Linked DNA regions of Homo sapiens: region 2 is linked to region 1. Evidence: chromatin loops called from intact Hi-C (ENCODE). Cell type or tissue: endothelial cell of umbilical vein. All regions are shown on one strand. Links, peaks and the distances in the headings refer to the core of each region. The heading gives the core; the rest is flanking DNA.

Region 1 (5,667 bases), core at 834-4,833:
GCACCACCAGGTACGCCCATGCCAGGGATGTCGCCGGGAATGGGCTAGACCCACGCCAGCAGCCTGAACCCCAAACCAGTGAGGACTTCTTTCGGCCCAAATCCTCACCACCTGTTACATCCCCCAGGAGGACCAAGATGACCCTGGGGACGTGAAGAAAGGCAAAAGCAGCCTCCACATCACCTCAGGTGTGTTCCCAGGGCTGGCTGTGCCCCTGAACCCCTGGCTTCCACTGCCCCCGCCCCCAGGAAGGTGTGAGTGACTCAGGCAGGGCAGACAGGGGCTGCGAGATAGGAGAGGGGTGCATTCCAGAGACTCGCAGCGCTAGGGAAGTTGAGGAAGCTTGAGTTATAAGTTATTTTTCCAGTGCAAAGAGATCATACAAACATGCAACATACACAGGACCACCCCTACCCCTAATCCTCCAAAGCATGGTCTTGATGAGTTTCACAGGAAACGACCCCAAGCCTGCGTTGTGTGTGTATGGTATGCACACTCTTGCCTGACGCTCATCTCCAGGTGGAGGCTGCAGAGACCCAAGGGGGCGCAGGCAAGCTTGTAGGCTTCCTAGCTGTCAGCCTCCCAGGGGTGGTGGAATCTTTCAAAGGAAGGGCACCCTTGATGCCAGGCTTGGCAACAGCACACAGTGAGGGGAGCGGACTGTGAAGGGCTGTGGGTGCCTGTGAAGACAAGGGGTTCTGGGTTCCAGGCATCTCACCTACCCTGACTTCCTGCCTCTTGATTTGTTCCTATCTGTCCATTCCACCCAGTAAAACTGTATGTGGAAAGCCTATCAGTTTTCAACAGTCCTTTTAAGGGATGGCACGGCTGCAATATTCACATCAAACAGTGTCAAAAGGCCTTCTCTTTACTAAGGTTGAAAGAAGACTTAATAACTTCTTAAAATTATGCATTACGACAGTACATTGGAAGCTGGTGGGACCTATTATTTAGCTGCAGATCCTATGTCTGATTTAGTTTTTATTATTTTTTCAAGACGGAGTTTCGCCTTGTCGCCCAGGCTGGAGTGCAATGGTGTGATCTCCACTCACTGCAACCTCCACCTCCCGGGTTCAAGCAATTCTCCTGCCTCAGCCTCCCAAGAGCTGGGATTACAGGCGCCCACCACCACGCCCAGCTGATTTTTGTATTTTTAGTAGAGATGGGGTTTCATCATGTTCGCCAGGCTGGTCTCGAACTCCTGACCTCAGGCGATCTACCCACCTCAGCCTCCCAAAGTGCTGGGATTACAGGCGTGAGCCACCGTGCCCGGCCACTGTCTGATTTATTACTGCAGGGATTCAAGTTCCTCTGATAATTGGGTGGATGAAAGTCATTGTTTTATGGCACAAGTACGAGATGCCCCTCCCTCAATAGGCCAGATGTGATTGCAGTCCTTGAGCCAGCAGATTCACGCACCTAACCTGGATTCTCACTTGACGTGATCAGGTGTAACTACAATGTCAACCTGCATCCATCACACCTCCTCAATGTCACATGCTTGATGATTTGCCATCAAGGCGGTCAGGAGGGCTGGGGTAAGGAGCTGGTTCTGCCCCGTCCTGAGGTCTGAGGAGACAGTACCTACTGTTCACACCTGCTTGGGGCTTTAGGCTTTACCCACAGCCATCTGCATAACGCGGCTACTTACATCATTTCATTTCATTAGTTTTACACTGACTGCACTTTTTGGCAGCCACTGTTTGGGTATCTCAAGAGGTTTCAGAAAGAAATATTATGGTGTGAATATAACATTTTAAAGAAGAAATGATTTTGCAAAATTATCCAAAAGCTTAAAGAATATGAGTCCTGGGATATGCACACCAATGTCTGGGCCACATTCCAAGGAAAAACTAGATGTTCGTTTTTCTTGAATCATTTCAACAGAGAGCATCTATAGAATGGATATTGGTATAAACTCTACAATAAAAATACAGAACGCTCAATTTGTTTGCTGGCTTTGTGGGTAATTTCCCTCCCTAGAGTCAGGGTCTCCCTATGTTGCCCAGGCTGGTCTCGAACTCCTGGGCTCAAGGGGTCCTCCTGCCTTGGCCTCCCAAAGTGCTGAGGTTATAGGCATAAGCAACTGTGGCTGGCCTTTGTAAGTAATTTTTTTTTTTTTTTTTGAGATGGAGTCTTGCTCTGTCACCCGGGCTGGAGTGCAGTGGTGCAGTCTCAGCTCACCGTAACCTCTGCCTCCTGGGTTCAGGCGATTCTCCTGTCTCAGCCTCCCAAGTAGCTGGGATTACAGGTGTGAGCCACCATGCCCAGCTAATTTTTGTATTTTTAGTGGAGACAGGGTTTCACCATGTTGGCCAGGCTGGTCTCAGAACTCCTGACCTCAGGTGATCCACCTTCCTCGGCCTCTAAAAGGGCTAGGATTACAGGCATGCGCCACCACGCCCGACTGGTAATTTTTAAAAGAAGGTTTAATCTCTGGTTACTTCCCCTTTGTCCCCAGTATATCCTAGACTACACTTCTATTTTTTTTTTTTCAGCAAAGAACATGCATTATTTTAACTGCACAGAACATATTTAACATGATAGAGCTTTAAAGAAAGTAAAATAAATTTTGAAACAAAACCCAAAGAAATATAAGATCAAATTGTTCCTGCTCTCGGGCCCTTCCTTTGCGCGGATAATGGAGAGAGATCACCCGGAGTACAATGAAAGGCCAACTCCCTCTTTGGACACAGGGGGCTTGGTTGTATTCTACCAAACTCCCACTAGGGGGAGTGTTTTAGCAGTGTAGGCTGTGCCCTTCACATTCTAAACAACTGATTTTCATTAGTGATTCTCATGAACAAAAAACTTCACCTCTTCACCTATCATGAATACTCAACTTATAAGGCCAGGTGCTGTATAAATCCCCGCCCTCAACACCCAGACTCCCAAATGCAGGTAGCTGAGCTGATGACTTTTTATAAGCAATGCTACCTTAAAAATATGCAGTTCTTCCCTCTCCCCATCAGTCCCTCGGTTTGTGTTGTTCAACAACTAAGAAAACTGTTAGAGGAAGCAGAAGGAATCCTGGTAGATAATAAACCCGCAGCTCCTCCTACAGGACTGTGGAGACAGCCCTAGTCAGCTCAACAATTAAAGATCTATTGCTTCCTAAAAATTAAATGAGCCTCAACCACTGTGACAGACTACCAACCTAAGTAATTATCTGACCTGGCAGGGGTGCCTTTGCAGGGGAAGCTGCTGTGTCTGCACTCCACCCAAAGCATCTGAGGATGGAGAGGGTTTCCTGAGGTGTAGTCCATGCTGACATGTGGGACTTCTGGGCTGGTAAAGGCGGCCACCATTAAGGGAGAGCTTAAACACTTTCATGTTTATACGAATTAAAAACAGCCCTATGTAGGTGCCTACAAACACAAAGACGGGGCATCATCGGAGGAAGGACCAAGGGCATATCCCTCAAGGGCAGAGGGGGCCAGGCTGCCTCTCTGTCCAGGACAGTGAATGAAGAATTTCAGTTGAAATTTGAATATTCAAAATGGACCTTTAAGGGAGAACTGCCCCCACTGTGGCATTTTTAGCATTCTTTTGGGGGACTTTATGAGACTGAAAAATGTCAGACCTACATTATAAAACATGTGTAGGAATTTTAAGAAAATGCCACCTAGGCATACAAGCCTAGAAAACCCCTCAAGGACCTCCTTGGTCATTTCCTTCCCCCCCCCCCTTTTTTTTAAGTGGTCTTCCTTCAAAGCCTCACTTTTTAAACTTCACTGGGGGGGGGGAACCCAGAATGAAGGCTTCACCCCATGTCCATCATGCTCATCTGCATTTTAAAATCCTCCTTGAAATCACTAAACTCTGCCTCCCTAAACTTTTCCCTCCCACTTAAATCTCAGTCCCTTTTCTCACCATGGACTGTGACCACAACTAAACCAAACATGTATTTTCTCTTTGCTGGTTTCACATTACAACTTTCAGTGACTTTTCTTTTTCTAGAGGCTTTGTCCCTTCAAGGAACCCTATATAACTTCCGGGGTGGGGTGGAGGTGGGAAAGGGCTTTGTTGGGATTTGGACAACAAAACCTATGACTGCAAACTTATAAATACACTTGGTGCTGAACCGAAGCTAAGACCACAAATTCCGACTCAGCTTTGTGTCTGCAGATGTCAGCAGGAGCCCCAGTCTTTGTTCCTCCCTTATGATAAAGAAGCTGAATGCAAAATGCACATCCAGCACGGAGTTACTAAGACTTATTTGTAAACATGGAAACCCAAGGGCTCCCCCTCAGCTCCCTCAGTTACCGGCTGCTTTCGCTACTGTGGAACCACTATGGGAAGATCACAGGGCAGCTTTCTAAACCAGGATGAAAGAAAATGTTCCAGACTAACAGGTAATGTGGCGGCTGATGGTTAAACATTAACAGGATGGTCTGCAGCAAACGCGTGCCTGCCAGCACTGGTGTGCGCTTCCAGTGGGCTGAACTCCAGGTCATCTTTGGCTCACAGGGGTCCAAGTTAGGCTAAGATTCCGTGGGCACCCACATCTTTCTTCACTCAAAGATACTGGTGAGTTATGTGGAAGTGGAAGCTGGGGAAGCAGTGAACAAACCAGCTTACCCTTTCATACCCTCAGAGGATCTGATCTAGACTGGCGGTTGGGCAGTCAAGAGCACTCACAGTTGGTTTCACTAGGGCTCAGTGGGAGGCGTAGAGATGGGCAAAGGGTGGCCTCTCCACTTCAGATACACCCTGTACCCCTGTAACCAAGGTAAGGACAAGGGGCTAAGATTAATGCCCAACCCTCTTCCACACTGACTCCTGAGGCAGGGGTGCCTCGTAACTACAGGGCACCCCATCTCCACCCTAGTCTGAGGAATAGAAGCCACAGGACGCAAATACAACCCTAAAAAAACACAGCTGGGGGGATCTCTTCGCAGCCACAAGATAGTGTCAGGTTTTCAAGACTTGCAAAACTGGACCCAGCACCATGATGCTGTCCCTGTTACTAATCAGTGCCAACTGGCGGGATATCTAAGTGGCCTGCAGCAGGCTGGCTTTCGTTTTGTTTGCTCTTGGGGGTGAGGATGGAGAACCCCAGCAGTCCGAGCGGATGGAGTGTACTGATAGAGGACATGAGTAAATTCAGAAACTATAAGGGAAACAAGGTGGCACAAGACGTATCGGGCAGCCGTTAATTGCTCTGTGGGTGCTGGAGGGAGGAAGCACACATCAGCACAGGAGAATAATACCCGGATTCAGGTCAAGCAGAGATGTGATTAAAGAAAGGACATGCACAGTGCTTTTTCAAACAAGGACAGTCTTACACCGGGAAGAGAGTTATTGAAAAGAAGAACACCGCACCCCTCGTTCCTACAATACCCTGATATCCCAGGGAGCCCAGGCCTGCTCCCGAGGAGGCTGCAGCGGCTAAGGCTCCCCAAACCTTTAGGTTTCACATCCCCTTTAGATGAGTTCATACCCAGGGCTAAAGTTGTAAGCCTTCCCATACATCCCACCTCCCAACATCGGGAACAAAGGCCTCTTCTGCCAAGAGGGTGACAGATCTTCCCTAGCAGCCCCGAGAGTCACCGAGGGGCACTGTCACTGTTTTCTGCTGTCTGTCTAGGCGATCTGACCCAGGAGTTATACTCCCTCCCAATCATCAGCAGGGCCTGCCTTTCTATTAACAGGCTGTGGGCTCTG
Region 2 (5,667 bases), core at 1,147-5,146, 420 kb after region 1:
TATACATACATATACATATGTAGCATAGCATATAACTGACTTCTATGTAGAATCTTTTCACGTTTTATGAAATGGGAAGTAGAGAGGAAACATGTATTTCAAGTAGAGGTTTATTCAAGGCAAAGCTCTCAGGAGATTTGTCAGATCTGAAGATGCAGATTTGACAGCAATTCCAAAATTTCTGACCTGTTCTGATGAGTAGCTATCAGTAGATATAAGCTATGTAGAAAATCATCTTGAAAATTAAGAACAACTTAATTTGTCTCTTCTCAATACAGATGACATTTTAATAATGAGTGAAAGAATAATTGATTTTCAAAAGAAAGTTATGTTGCAGTGAGAGCATGTTGAAAACAGGTCTTTGAGATTATTTCTAAATCTTGCAGTGTCCTTCCCTCCCTCCCTTCCTCTCTCCCTACTTCCCTTCTTCCCTCCCTGCCTTCCTTCCTCCCTCCTTCCTTCCTTCTCGTCCTTCCTTTCAGCTGAAAATGATATTTATTAAATATAGACCTCGTACCTGCATTCTTTAAAAATATGGAAAAAGAATTTTCTATTCTGCCCCCAATTTGTCAAATAAAAAATTTCAGTGAGTTTTAAAGACATTTGTTAAAAGTATAAAGTACAACAACTTCTGATTAATTTTTAATAATAGCCAATCAACATTAGTGAAGACTGATACTTAACAGCCAAATTTCAATACACCTTTTGCTTAATATGGTGGATAGGTTTAAAAGATACGTACCAATGTACCAAGATCCTCATTTGGACCTACTTATGTTTGTGAGGCACGTCTTTTACTTATGACAGTCATTAAAATCAAATATCAAAATATGACCTTCAAATCACATGCTAAGCCAAGATTTGAAAAAATAACTAAAATTATTCAATCATATTACTCTCATAGAATATTAACATTACATATAAAGCTTTTTTTTTTTTTGAGATGGAGTCTCACTCTGTCGCTCAGGCTGGAGTGCAGTGGCGCAATCTCGGCTCACTGCAAGCTCCGCCTCCCGGGTTCATGCCATTCTCCCGCCTCAGCCTCCTGAGTAGCTGGGACTACAGGTGCCCACCACCACGCCTGGCTAATTTTGGTATTTTTAGTAGAGACGGGGTTTCACTGTGTTAGCCAGGATGGTCTCGATCTCCTGACGTCGTGATCCACCCGCCTTGGCCTCCCAAAGTGCTGGGATTACAGGCATGAGTCACTGTGCCCAGCCTCATATAAAGCTTTTTATATGGTTGATAAATAAAATATTTTAAATTATTAAAATATTTTCTTTAAATTTTTGTTCTTATATTTCCTAATGTTTCTAAAAATTATATAGAGGCAATCATATGAAATTTATAAACAAAGCAGTATTAATGCACTAGTACCACTTGAATTTTTTCCCCCTGACAAAAATGTTTGAAGGCCACTGCTCAATTTTATAAATATTGTTTTTTTTTTTTGTCATTGTCATTCTGCTAGTCAGAATACTTTAAATTTGCTAAGTGCTTATTTCTGCTACCTTTCTGGAATGAAGATTGTTGCTCTAATTAGATGTTTGCTTCTTGTTTTTTCTTTATATATATTACACATATATGTAGTTTGCCTTATTTTCTAAACTTCAAATTTCAGCTCCTTCTTGGGGTATAGCCTTGTTTCTAACTGATTAATTTCCCCCCACTTCAACTTTTCAGTCTTTTCCATTTTCTTTTTTTTTTTTTTTTTGAGACAGAGCATCACTTTGTCACCCAGGCTGGAGTTAAATGGCGCTATCTTGGCTCACTGAAACTTCTGCCTCCTGGGTTCAGGTGGTTCTCGTGCCTCAACCACCTGAGTAGCTGGGACTACAGGTGTGTGCTACAGCGCCCATCTAATTTTTGTATTTTTTTAAGTTGAAATGAGGTTTCACCACATTGTCCAGGTTGGTCTCGAACTCCTGACCTCAAGTGATCTGCCCGCCTTGGCCTCCCAAAGTGCTGGGATTACAGGCGTGAGACATGGTGCCTGGTCTTTTTTTTCTTCTTTCTGTCCAATTTGTGTGTTAGGTTCAGGGAGTACATATGCAGGTTGGTTACTGGGTAAATTGCATGTCACAGAGGTTTAGTGTACAGATTATTTTGTCACCCACATAATGAACATAGTACTAGATAGGTAGTTTTTTGATCCTGACCCTTCTCCCAGCCTCTACTCTCAAGCAGTCCCTCCCTCCCTTCCTCCCTCCCTCCCTTCCTTCCTTCCTTTCTTTCTATCTTTTTGTCTGTCTTTTTGGAGTCTCGCTCTGTTGTCCAGGCTGGAGTGCAGTGGCGTGATCTCGGCTCACTGCACCCTCCCCTTCCCAGGTTCAAGCGATTCTCCTGCCTCAGCCGCCCAAGTAGCTGGGACTATAGGTGCCAGCCACCACGCCTGGCTAATTTTTTGTATTTTTAGTGGAGACGGGGTTTCACCGTGTTAGCCAGGATGGTCTCCATCTCCTGGCCTCGTGATCCGCCCACCTTGGCCTCCCAAAGTGCTGGGATTACTGGCGTGACAGGGTCTGGCTCTATCACCCAGGCTGGAGTACAGTGGCTCAATCTCAGCTCACTGTATCCTTGACCTCCTAGGATCAGTTGATCCTCCCACCTCAGCCTCCGGAGTAGCTGGGATTACAGGCACGTGCCCCCATGCCTGGCTAATTTTTGTGTTTTTTGTAGAGACAGGGTTTCACCGTATTGCCCAGGCTGGTCTCAAACTCCCAAGCTCAAGCGATCCACCCGCCTCGGCTTCCCAAGGAACTGGGATTACAGGCATGAGCCACCACACCCGGCCTCCTTTTTCTTTCACAATATTCCTTTTAAACAATGCAAAACTTGTGTTTTGCATTCTACTTTAAGCATGCCGGGTCGTCTCCTGCCGGGTGGGGAGCCCCCTCTGTCTTCCCTTCTGTGCTCCCACTTTCTGCCTTACCCCGCTGGGTTGCTGGCTTCAGACCTCTCTCCTTCTCTCTTTTCCCTTTCTCTTCTCTCTCCTCTGTCCATTATTCCCACTCCCCTCCGGAACACAATCCAATCTCTCAGGAGTATCTGCGGTGGGAGGAGCATCACAGGGAAGTAGCTGGGACTCATTGATCCAATCTCTCAGGAGTATCTGTGGTGAGAGGAGCATCACGGAGAAGTAGCTGGGACTCACTGATTTCTGCTTCCCTGGTTGGGGCAGTGATGCCCAGCCGGGCGCATAAAACAAAACTGGGCCTCCCGGCTCCCAGCACCACTGGTCAATGGCAGCACTGTGGCCCTAAGCCCCACCCTCAGGCCTTGCTGGGTCCAGCCATCCTGAGCTCAGTGCTCTCACGCTTTTCCCGAGAGATCGTGGAGACCAGTAGGAAATAGCAGAGAAAAACTGAAGTTATTAGTTACGTATGGGAAAATTCGTAGCTGTCTTGTGGGAGGCAGATAATGAGGGACATTTGGATCTTCCAATGTGGGGTCTAAACTTTGTAAATCTCAGGCAAGGCATTGGCTTAGTGGATTAAAATGGAAACCTAAAGGCACCTTGTTACCACGCTGTTTGCTGTAGGGCAGAAAGCAGCGTGCGTCAGGCCAGCTCTGGGTCTCTGCCAAAGGGTTTCATTTCCTGAACCACTAAAACCATTTCCCTTTGAGGGCTGCCCTGTGCCCCAAGCCCCAGCACAGAGCTACAAACAGAGGCTCCAAGGCCAGTGCCCCTCTGGCCACACCTGCCAGTGGAGAATCTGTCCCCATTAGGGGCTTCCTGTGCCCTGCCACAGAGCATCCCCCATTCGCCTGTACAGTCCCTTTCCCCATCTACAGCCTTATGACACTGCCTATCAGCGTCCACAGTCACTGTGTGTGCCGGGGTGGCTGGCTGCAGTGAGAGGCCTGCAGGGGCCCACAGCCATCTGGAGTAGAGGCCAGGTCCTTGGACCTACTTGGAGGAGCCACATTTGGTGGTGTGTCCTTTTGGGATTGTCATCCCTCAGTCTCAGGAGCATGGACGGTCTGACTCACTGCCTGCAGCACACCACGTGGGTAATCTGAGTGCCCGCCGGGCGGGTAGCTGCAGCCCCTGAGCCAGGGCTGCTCTGTTTTTATTCAACTGTTAACACGTCTCAGCTCTTCTTCAATATCAAAATGTTTTCCCATGAACACCGAGTGTAGCATTTTCCCTGTCTTATCGGCCCTAGCAACCAGGAGCCTGGTTTCCAGGAAAGCAGCCACTCGATCCAACCTGGAGAGATCCATTCCCACTCCACTGTTAAGAGCTGGGGCATAAATGCCCAGCAACTGCCGTGGCATTTATGCCCCAGCTCTCAACAGCAGAGTGCGTTTTTTTTTTGTTTTTTTTTTGTTTGTTTGTTTGTTTTTTAGCGGTGGCCACATGATGTCATTCCTAACTGGCCAGCCTTCCTTCTCCCCCGACTCAATGCAGCCCTCATGTCCTCGCAGTCCAGATGCTGGTTTGCAGAATGCTGGGAACACTTTGGGCTCTTTTGTAGGGGGTCAATTTTCTTTGGGTCTCAAAATATCCCTAGTCCCCTAATCCCGTTCCTGGGTTGAGAATGAGTGGTTTGGGCTCCAGAAATGCACACCTGATTGCTGAGAAGCTCTGGCTGGGCTTGCTGGGTAGCCCCAAGAAAGACTTTTTTCTTCCAAGGCGTTCCCTCCTCCCTGCTGTGAAATGGAACACCTTTTGTCTGAATCCCACTTCCTTCGGTGCTGACATGCAACTGTTAGGTGTTTCCCATGCCTGGCAATCACCCTAAGCGCGAAGCTTGGGGGTGCTTTGGTGATCCATGAAAAGGCTGGCAGGCATGTCTTGTGATAGGAAGAGGTTCTGTTTATAACCATATATGTCTCCCCAAGAGAGCTGATAAATAATGTGCTCACTCTGGCAGGGTTGTCTTTCCATAGCTGCCCAGGGGCCCTTTGGCCCCCACTGGCTGCTTCTCCTATTTCAATTTCCATGTCCTCTCGGTTTTGTAACTCAAGGAGCGCCCCTGGCTTAGGAACAGCTGACAACTCCACAGCTCCCAGCAGTGGCACCTGGAGAAGGGGCGGATGGGCACTGACTTGTGGGCGTGCTCTGGGGCACCCTGTCCCCGGCTGTCATGAGTCATTTGCAAGGTGAGCCAGGATGTAAGCTGTGAGGGTGGAGAACGTTTGGTGCAGACCCAGGGCATCTGGCAGGGCCGTGTGGGTGAGTTGTGAGATGGGGAAGAGCATTGCTCCCAGGAGAATCCCACAGACAGCCCTGCCACCACATCCTGATTTTCCATCTCCATCCCTCCACAGAGATGGGGCCAGCCGCACATTTGGGGGCCATTCCCGGCTAGACTCCACTCACATTGCTGAATCAGAGAGCTCAAAGGACCTTCAAAAACCCATCAAACCCAAGCTTTTTATGTTGCAAATGAGGAAACTGAAGCCCAGAGAAAGAGTAATTGTCCCAAATCAGTGTAGGAACCTAACTCCTGTCAGAGCTGTCCCTCCACAGCAGGAGAACTCAGGGGCTGCCCCCACCCCGCGTGTCCTGAGCCTCCACACCTGCAACAGCGGGAGGCGAGCACAGGCTGGTACAGGTGCTGAGGGTGAGTGGGGCGATCAACTGGAGGCAACAGAAGTCATCAGTTTCATCATCATGGTGGGTCCCTGTCCTCTCTTGCTCTGCTGACCCCTCCTGCT

What was found. Peaks named below come from ENCODE experiments on the same cell type or tissue, not always from the same donor. Only the 100,000 strongest peaks of a DNase experiment are listed, where the experiment ranks them.
Region 2: a loop joins it to region 1, with 5 times the contacts of the local background. A loop is called at or near these places in 5 of 110 quality-filtered maps.

The regions. Positions count from the first base shown.
Region 1 is chr6:7,240,722-7,246,388 of GRCh38, reverse strand. The region is part of intron 11 of RREB1 (ras responsive element binding protein 1); the gene reads right to left. Among named protein-coding and RNA genes, the nearest start is that of SSR1, 70 kb to the left of the region's middle. In endothelial cell of umbilical vein, for the core only: a CTCF peak has its summit at 2,720; a DNase peak (open chromatin) is centred at 2,858.
Region 2 is chr6:6,824,737-6,830,403 of GRCh38, reverse strand. No RefSeq gene overlaps it. Among named protein-coding and RNA genes, the nearest start is that of LINC03055, 58 kb to the left of the region's middle. In endothelial cell of umbilical vein, for the core only: no CTCF peak of the experiment used is centred there; a DNase peak (open chromatin) is centred at 3,593; H3K27ac peaks cover 1,216 bases.